2 separate regions of the Homo sapiens genome follow, and region 2 is linked to region 1. The links are chromatin contacts, found by Hi-C or POLR2A ChIA-PET in ENCODE. All regions are on one chromosome and are shown on one strand. The core of a region is the stretch at or near the end of the contact, and the rest is flanking DNA. Distances in the headings are between cores, read along the strand shown. Region 1 has its middle 24 kb from the start of MUC8. Region 2 holds the start of FBRSL1 (fibrosin like 1).

The links. Hi-C counts contacts between places; a loop is a spot of excess contacts on that map. ChIA-PET counts read pairs that join two places held with the same protein, here RNA polymerase II (POLR2A). Pooled maps may share reads with other maps.
Region 2: a loop to region 1 is called in a map of B cell, with 4 times the contacts of the local background. The contact joins the promoter of FBRSL1 here to the enhancer-like site in region 1. A Hi-C loop is called at or near these places in 12 of 168 maps with a recorded cell type or tissue (B cell, CD4-positive, alpha-beta T cell, CD4-positive, alpha-beta memory T cell and 6 more), 33 of 37 single-sample maps with no recorded cell type and 18 of 50 pooled maps. POLR2A ChIA-PET finds 5 or more read pairs at or near these places in 11 of 52 experiments (CD4-positive, alpha-beta T cell, CD4-positive, alpha-beta memory T cell, CD8-positive, alpha-beta memory T cell and 8 more).

The regions. Positions count from the first base shown.
Region 1 is chr12:132,448,043-132,452,186 of GRCh38, reverse strand. No RefSeq gene overlaps it. Among named protein-coding and RNA genes, the nearest start is that of MUC8, 24 kb to the left of the region's middle. RefSeq lists an enhancer at 783-1,092 and silencers at 2,327-2,396, 2,427-2,476. Within about 2 kb of position 2,431, at least 3 of the 41 ENCODE cell types and tissues checked have a DNase peak (open chromatin) inside an H3K27ac peak, as active enhancers do; they include B cell, where a contact is called at or near this core.
Region 2 is chr12:132,487,412-132,491,851 of GRCh38, reverse strand. It overlaps FBRSL1 (fibrosin like 1), which reads right to left and starts at 1,701. Exons shown (of 19, transcript NM_001367871.1): 1 at 991-1,701. The coding sequence starts at 1,281. RefSeq lists enhancers at 50-613, 2,611-2,740 and silencers at 1,771-2,220, 2,351-2,420.

The DNA.
Region 1 (4,144 bases), core at 1,182-3,681:
GGGCCCACCCCAATCCAAGATGACCTCATCCTCACTTCACATCACACCTGCAGAGGCCACGTTCCGAGGTTTCAGTGGATGCGAATTTGGGGAAACACCACTGGATCCCGTGCAAATGCCCTCCCCTCTAGCTGGGCTGTGGCCACACCACGCCAGCCTCATGGCCTCCTCCTCATCTCTGCCTTGACCGATGCGGGCCGGGAACCCTCCTCAGAGCGCAGACCCCGTCCTCTGTGGGCCACAGGCTGTGCACTCAGGGGCTGCCCTCCCACTGCAGCCAGGGTGGGCTGGCCCCTCCACCTGGGAATCCAAATTAGGAGTAATGAGGGGGATGTGGCTGAAGTGTGGCAGGATTTAGGGCACAGAACCCGGGGAAATCACTAAAACCGTCCCCAGCGTGGACGGCGGGGAAGAGACAGGTCCGGCAGCGTGAGATGGAAGAGTCGCGCAGCAAGACCCCTGTTCGGGAGAATGGATGCCCCCGCCCGCCCTCCGCCCTCTGCCTTCCAACCTCCACCCCCGACCCTCCGCCTTCCTGTGGCTGCTCCTCACTGGCCCAGCCCAAGAGGACGTCAGAGGGTGAGGGGCCATCCCAGACCACCCTGCAGGACTCGCGTGGCCTGATGAGCTGTGGGGGGGACTCTAAGCTCCCGCCCCTGCTTGGCGTCCTCCCCTCCCTCCCCGAAGCCTCCAGGGTCAGGGAACACCCGGCGGCCCTGCCAGCCCCTGCCCCGCCCTGGAGAGTCGCCGTCTGTGTCACCCGCGCCACAGAAAGGAAGTCAGCGCAGCCTGGGACAACCCCCCAGAGGGGTCACTGGCAGGTGTGGGCCCTCCAGATGCCTCGCGGGCCAGTGACAGCAGGAGGGGAGACTGGGAGGACACCCCAGCCGCACAGAGGGTGCCCTGGCCCCTCCTGGATGCCCTGAGCTGGTCGGGGTCTCAGAACCTGCTCTTCCTCGGCCCCCCAGGGCTGGAGCAGGGGGCTCAGCTGGGCTCGATCATGGGAGTTTCCCCTCTGGCCTGCACTGGAAAACCCAGCACAGCCAGGAAGAGATGGGCCCCTCCCTGCAGAAGCCGGGCGGGCGTGCTGGGCTCCGCGTGGGCAGCTCCCCAAACGGGCCTTGGGGGCCTCCCTGAGGGGATTCAAGGCTGTGTAGCTCCTGGGGGGCTGCCATGGGGCCAGCAGAGGAGGAGGGGAGGGAGGGAGTGGCCACACCTGCGCTGATGCTGCCTGGCCCTCCCTGTCGGACCATGACCCTCATCAAGGAGGGGTCCAGCCTCAGGGACTGAGATGGCTGAGCCCCTACATCAGCCCAGGGACCCTGGGAGAAGCCTCCCCCATTCAGATGGCCCTGCTTGGAAAATCAGCAGCTGCAGGCTAAGGCCGAGGGCTCCAAGGCACTTCATTAACCTCCTCTGGGGCTTCTCATTGCCTTTCCAGGAGGAGCAAAAGCAGCTGTGTTTGATTTTGGAGGATTTTACTGTGTGTGCGACTCTCCTGGACCGGCAGGCACCAGACCACCAGATGATTACGAGGTGATGGAGCCTCCCGGCCTGGGGAGCTGGGCCCTGCCGGCTCAGCTCACCCCGCAAGCAGGTCTGTGTGCCCTTGGTCACTCCAGGCCCACCCGGGGCCCCAGGCAGCTTGGGACGAGGACTCTGAGACATGTCTGGGAAGACTGCCTGTGCAAACTGGGGCCTCCCGCCTGCCTGGCGCGGCTCCGAGCACCCCCAGCGGGTTAACACTTCATTACCAAGGAAATCAATTTTCCTCCGCAGAGCTGCTGGCAGAAAAGCGCTTCTCCCTGGCAGCTTAGGAGGGCTTAGCCTGCAACTCCACCCTGAGCGTTCACTGCCCCCACCTCGAGCTGGTTGTTTCTGGGACCAAGGCTGGGGGAAAGGGACTTCGGGAGAGGTCGGGAGGAGCCGGGCCTGGGCCTTCCTGGGCTGTAAAGCTGCGAGATGGACAGGCAGGGACTGTGTGATGCAGGCAGGTATCCGGGAACGCCAGGGGATGCATTTACATGGCATTAGGTATTACAAATCATCCAGAGATGACTGAAAGTATTGGGAGAAGGTGGGTAGGCTCTATGCAAATACCAGGCCACTTTATACCAGGGCCTTGGGAACCTGCTGATTTCAGGATCCAAGGGCGGTCCTGAAACCAATCCCGAGGATATCGAGGGATGACTATACTGCAAGTGGATTAAACGCTTAAGTGTGAAAAGTGAAACTGTAAAAAAAAAAATTTAATTGAACATTTACTATGTACCAGACACAGTTCTAAGCACTTTCAAAGCAACAGTGAACACAGCACATGCTCTCTGCCCTCCTGGGGCCCCCGGAGGTTGGTGGGGAGATATGAGCCGCGGTCATCACAGGTAAACACATCACTCAAATAAGTCAAGGGGAAGTGGGGTGCCGGGAGGGGCAGGCTGCATTTACGCCTTACCTAAAATATGCTTGCCGCAGGGAAGGTGACATTTCAGCAGACTTGAAGGAACTAGAGATATCGATGGAGGTTTCATCCTGAAACCCGAAACTAGAATGCAAGAAAATATGTTTTGTTTATTTATGAAACTGGGTAGTGTTAATTACAACACTTCATTTTTAGAAAGAAACACAATGAATCTACAGCTGATTTTTGGAAGTTGCTTTTCAGACAAAAATGGTTGAATGCCACGACATAACAGCCTTTATTTGTGACTTTCAAAGCATGCTCCAAGCGGGGCAATTTTTGAAAGAAAAAAAAAAGGTAAGTTTATTGAATTTCCTAAGCACTTCTCTCTTTTTAAAAAAATAAATTTTTCAGCCAGGTGCGGTGGCTCACGCCTGTAATCCCAGCACTTTGGGAGACCGAGGCAGGCGGATCACCTGAGGTCAGGAGTTCGAAACCAGCCTGGCCAACATGGTGAAACCCCATCTCTACTAAAAATACGAAAATTAGCTGGGTGTGGTGGCATGTGCCTGTAATTCAAGCTACTCAGGAGGCTGAGACAGGAGAATCGCTTGAGCCTGGGAGGCAGAGGTTGCAGTGAGCCGAGATTGTGCCACTGCACTCCAGCATGGGCAACAGAGCAAGACTCCGTCTCAAAAAAAAAAAAAAAAGGGCGGGTGCAGTGGCTCACACCTGTAATCCCAGCACTTTGGGAGGCCGAGGCGGGCATATCACAAGGTCAGGAGATCGAGACCATCCTGGCTAACACAGTGAAACCCCGTGTCTACTAAAAATTAGAAAAAATTAGCCGGGCGTGGTGGCACGCGCCTGTAGTCCCAGCTACTCAGGAGGCTGAGGCAGGAGAATGGCTTGAACCCGGGAAGCGGAGCCTGCAGTGAGCCGAGATCGCACCACTGCACTCCAGCCTGGGTGACAGAGCGGGACTCCGTCTCAAAAGAATGAAATAGGGTCATCAGAGGGTGAGCTTATTTAGAAATAGGGCCGTGTCGCAGATGTGATGAGCAAAGATGAGGCCATCCTGGACTGGGGTCCTTCCACAAGGGGAGATTGCCAAGTTATCCTCAAGCCAAGGAACTTTTGGAAGCCGGAGGGAGGCTTGTGTAAGTCTCCCAGTTTGGGATGATTCAGTCTGTAGCTCGGGGCCAGTCCAGATTCATCAAGGGAGAAGCCAGCACAAGGGGCGGCCACCCTCTCACTCAGTGACCCTTAGCTCCACGTGAAAACACACTCAATCTCCAGAGACCTCGGCCTCTCATTCCGCTGCATCCTCAGGCCCAGGCTTGGAGTCCTTGATCATATCAGAACGAGGGCTGGGGAGGAGGCCCTCAGCGTCTCTCACCCACATCTCCATCTGAGGAACTGAACTAAGAAGCCTGGGATCACAGGCGTGCACTTCTCTGGGGCCCTAGACCCAATATGCGATGACAAGGCAGGGGCGGGACGAACACGCCGACACCCCCGTTCAAACAGCAGGGACAGGAGGAGCAGACACGGTTGGCAGAAACCTGAGCTCCAGCCAGGTCCACACCAGCAGCTTCTAGGTGAGCACCGCCTGCTCCTAGGAGCTGACTCTTTGTGACCCCAGGCTGTGTCTCCTGGGCTCTTGGCTGAGGTCAGAGTTAAGGTCCCTCTTCTGCAAGAGGTGGCCTGTGCTTGTGGCCGGGCAGCTTCTCAGCCTGCCTCCTG
Region 2 (4,440 bases), core at 452-2,951, 40 kb before region 1:
CACGATGCGGCACCTGTTCTGGGGCCACTTCCCTGGCCACCGGCCCTGACCCAAGGCTCTCTACAGTCCCCAGAGTTTGGATGAGAACTTGAAGAGGACTTGCTGCTTCAGGGGCCTGCAGTAGGCATCTCCCCTTTTCCCAAAGCTCAGCTTCTGAGACTGGGGGATCCCAGGCCATGGGCTCCCAAGCCCCTGGAAAAGTGAGAGGGGTTGGAAATGGGGTGATTCTGGGAGTCAAAGTCCAGCAGATGAGGGTCCCCCAAAGTAAGTGCTGCACGGGGCACACCTCGCTGGGCGGGTCTCGGCCCTGGTGCAGGGCAACTTGCTAGCATTCCTGCCCATGCCAGTCCTGGGGAGACAGCGCCTGCCCCAACTCTCAGACAGCATTTAATTTCCTTCTCTGCTCAGCTGAGTTCATGTAAGAGGAGCAGTATTTGCTCAGCAAATACTGTCCGTCAGCCAGACAAGCAATATTTTTGGCCAATCTATTAACCATGCAGCAGGCAGCAGTCACCAAGAGGGGTCTTGAGATTAACCCTCCTTCTCCCCTTCTCAGCAGAGCCCTCGAAGGGAGGAGGGAACGGGATGGCCCGCGGAGTATCCATTTTATCACCACCTCCCTAAGATCCAGCACTGCTCCCTAGCACGTCCTGAACCAGGCAGAGCGATATGCTGGCCACAGAAACACAACTGATAAAAGGCCGACGGTGCTGTCAGACAGCCCCCAATTTCGAAGCGTAGATTTTTTTGCCTCTGCAACTTAAAACGTCCCCAAACCCACCCGACGCTGCTGGGTCTTCCAGATGCGACGGTCTGGGCGAGCGGTGGGCACCCAGGGTCCCTGGAACGGGTACCAAGTGGCCGGGGCTTCCCTCAGGGCTGCCCACGGCGCGGGCGGTCGCAAGCCCAGGGGTCCCGGGATCGCCCGACGCGTCAACTCCGGGCCCCGTTCTCGCCTCAACGCCTGCGAAGCCGCACCCGTCCACCTACCTCCAGGGCCTCCAGGGTGCTGAAGCTGGCGATGGCGAAGCCGTCGATGACCTCCTCCTCCTGCGAGCTGGACTCGCGGCGGCGGCGGCGCGGGGGACGCGCGGTGCGGGGCGCGGGGGCGGCGCCTCGGGGGGGCGCGCCGCGGAGGCCCGCGTTCTCCTTGCCGGGGCTGGGCTCGGGCTCGTCGCCCGACGACGGACTCTGGGCGCGGGCGTCGCGGGCGGCCTCCCGGCGCCGGCCACGGTCCCGCTGCGCGCGCGAGCGCCGGCTCGGGCGGACCTTGGCCTCCATGGCCGCGCGTGCGCCCCGTCGGGCCGGTGACCTTGACGCCCCGCGCCTGGCTCGCAGCAGGCGGGCTCCCTCGGCTACGCGGCGCCGCCGGGCTGAGTGTGCGCCGCGCGGGCTCGGGCCCTGGGCGGCGGCGGGCGGCGGGCCGGGCCGGGCATGCCGGGCGCGGGGGGCGGCTCAGCCCCGGGCCCGGCGCGGCCTGGGACCCCCGGCGCGGGCGGCTGGGCGCATCGGCGGGGGCGGGCCCGGCGCTCAGCGGCCCTCGGCCGCCCCCCCGGGGGCGCGCCCCATGCGCGCGGCGCGGCGATCGGGCCGAGCGGGCGGGGCCGGGCGGGCGCGGCAGGCGGCAGGCGGGAGGCGGCCGGGCTCCTGGGCACCGGGCTCGTGAGGCGGCGGCGGCGCCCCGAACAGATAACAACTGACGCACTTCCGCCCGGCTGCGCTCGCCAGAGGAAGTGAGGGCCGCCGCGGGCGCCCGCGCGCCCCGCCCCGACCACGCCCCTGCCCCGCCCCGCTCATAAGGCTCCGCCCCCACCCCGCACACGCGGCCCGCCCCGCTCACAAGGCTCCGGCCCCTCCCCGCCCCATTCACGCAGGCCCCGCCCCCCGCAGGCTCCGCCCCCTCCCCGACCCGCTCACGCAGGCCCCGGCCCCGCCCCTCCCGGGCGCTCCCGCTAATTCAGGCCCCGCCCCACCCGCAGGTGCCCGCCCTTCGACCTCGCCCCCTAGCCGCGCCCCTCCCCGGCGCCCCGACCTCCGCTGCAGCCGGCGGTGATCCGCTCGGCTCCTTCCTGGGAGGGCGCTGGGATGCCGCGGCCCCTCCGTGGGCACCTGCGGGCGGCGCTCTCCAAGCGGGAGGCGGGGGCAGCGCCGCCCTCCTCTGCGGGACTGGGGTCCCCGGCCGCGGGCGGCTTCCGAGGAGGACGAGGGGCCTCCGGTCTCGCGGAACCGAAGTCCTGCCCTCGGCGAGCGTGGAAGGGACGGGGAAGGGGCGGGGAGGACCGGGGGAGGGTCCTCGGCCAGGCGGTGCCCCCTCCCCGCGTCCCCGCGGACCCTCCCAGGCCTCCTAGGATGCGGGAGGGGTCTGTCCGCGTCCCCGCCCCGCGCCACGTGCCCCCAAGTCCCACAAGAAGGCGGCTCCCGCCACCGAGACCCCCGGGAACGCGCCCAGCGAGGCGGGGGCTGCTGCCAGACACGGAGCGCAGTGTGGAGGGCGGCGCGGGCAGGAAGCGCACGGAGGCGGCTGCGGTTGCGAGGCAGGCGCGGGGCGAACTTCCTCCTCCACCCCCAGGACAGGCCGAGCTCGGAGGGGCCCGCCTGGTGGGGTTTTCTGAGCCCAGGGGCCCCTTGCGCGTGGGCACTGGAGTCATTGATTCATGCAGCGCGTATTTGCCAGATGCCTCCTGTGTCCAGGCTCTGTTGGTGACCCCGCAGCGGCTGAGATAGACTACCCTCTTAGAAGTGGGAGAGAGACCCTGAACACAGGGCCAAATAGAATATCAGCCAAGGATAATCTGAAGAAAATCGAACGGGGAGGTGTCACAGAGAGTGGGCATTGGGTGGTCCAGAGGGCCTCCCCGAGGAGTGACGACTCCGAGCCCCAGCAGTCATGGGCACCCTGTTTCAGGTCGGGGCTACACCCCTGCACAGGCCCTCGGAGAAGAATGGTGGTTTGCTGGAGGGCGGAGGGGAGGGTGCCCAAGACAGTGGTGGGACCCTGCCCTCGGTTGCCCTTAGTGGGAACGGGTCCTCGCCCACTCTGCGGGGTCCACTTTACCCTGCCTCTGGGAGAGCCTACTGGCGGCCTCTTGTGCAGGGCAGGAAGGGTGTGGTCCAGGCACCACTGGCTGTTTGCTGGGCTGAGGCAGTTGGGAAAGTAGCTCACTGGGGTGGGGGGACTTCCTGTTCACCCAGCCTCCTCCAGTCCACCCAGCCCGCTCTCTGGTTCCCTGTCAAAGCCTCCCCAGGGTGGGGGCAGGGTCCCCCTCCCCCTCTTCCCATTCCGGGTTTTGTTAAACCGTGGTTTCACCCTCCAGCATCCTCCCTTTTGATTTTTAAAAGCCTCATTAGGAAGACAGAAACGGACCCCGAGTAGTTTCTCCATGCACGCCTGCTCCCGAATTCCCCTCCCTGGACAGAAGGCCAGGAAATGTGGGCGAGGGTCACCCAGGTGGCATTTGAGGCTCTTGTTTAAATACAGGCCTCTTCCCAAGTAGCCTGGGAGTCCTCACCTGTTCCCCGAGGCTCCCAGAGGCCATCCCACCCTAGGCTGGGCCCAGAGGTCAGTCAGACTGCAAGGGGCATCCTGTGGGCACCCCCTCCCCCCCAGAAGAATTGCTTGGGAAGGTCTGAGGTTTTGGATTTGAAGTTTCTTTCTCTTTTTCTTTTTCTTTTTTTTTTTTTGAGACAGATCTCACTTTGTCACCCAGACTGGAGTGCAGTGGCGTGATCTTGGCTCACTGCAGCCTCCGTCTCCCGGGTTCAAGCCATTCTCTTGTCTCAGCCTCCCGAGTACCCAGGACTACAGGCCTATGCCACCATGTCTGACTAATGTTTTGTATTTTTAGTAGAGATGGGGTTTCGCCATGTTGGCCAAGCTAGTCTCGAACTCCTGACCTCAGGTGATCTACCCGCCTCAGCTTTCCAAAGTGCTGGGATTACAGGCGTGAACCACTGTGCCCAGCCTGAAGTTTCTGATTATAGACATACACTGTTTGTTTATCTGATCTCCGAAGATGTTCAGATGTGTGACCCCAGTGAAGGGCAGGGGCTCTGTAGACCTCCTCAGGGGCTTCCTTTTTGGGCTCCCCCCCGGGTTTCCCTGGCTGTCCTGGGGAAGGCGTCCCCAGGTGCCTTCTCTCCTTTGATCCATTTCCAGGTGTCCAGATGGCCAACCAGGGACCAGCCGCCATCTCTGGAGTTCTGGGCTCAAGTGCTCCCCAGGGACCAGCCGCCGATGCTGGAGTTCTGGGCTCAGGTGCTCCCCAGGGACCAGCCGCCGTCTCTGGAGTTCTGGGCTCAGGTGCTCCCCAGGGAGGGCTTGCTTTGGGAACCTTCTCTTACAGAAGAAAGCAGCTGGGCTACGTGCTGGATGGGAAGCCCTTGGGAGGGATGGTGGTTCTGGGGGTGGTTCTGGGGGTGGTTTCTGACAGATGCGTACTT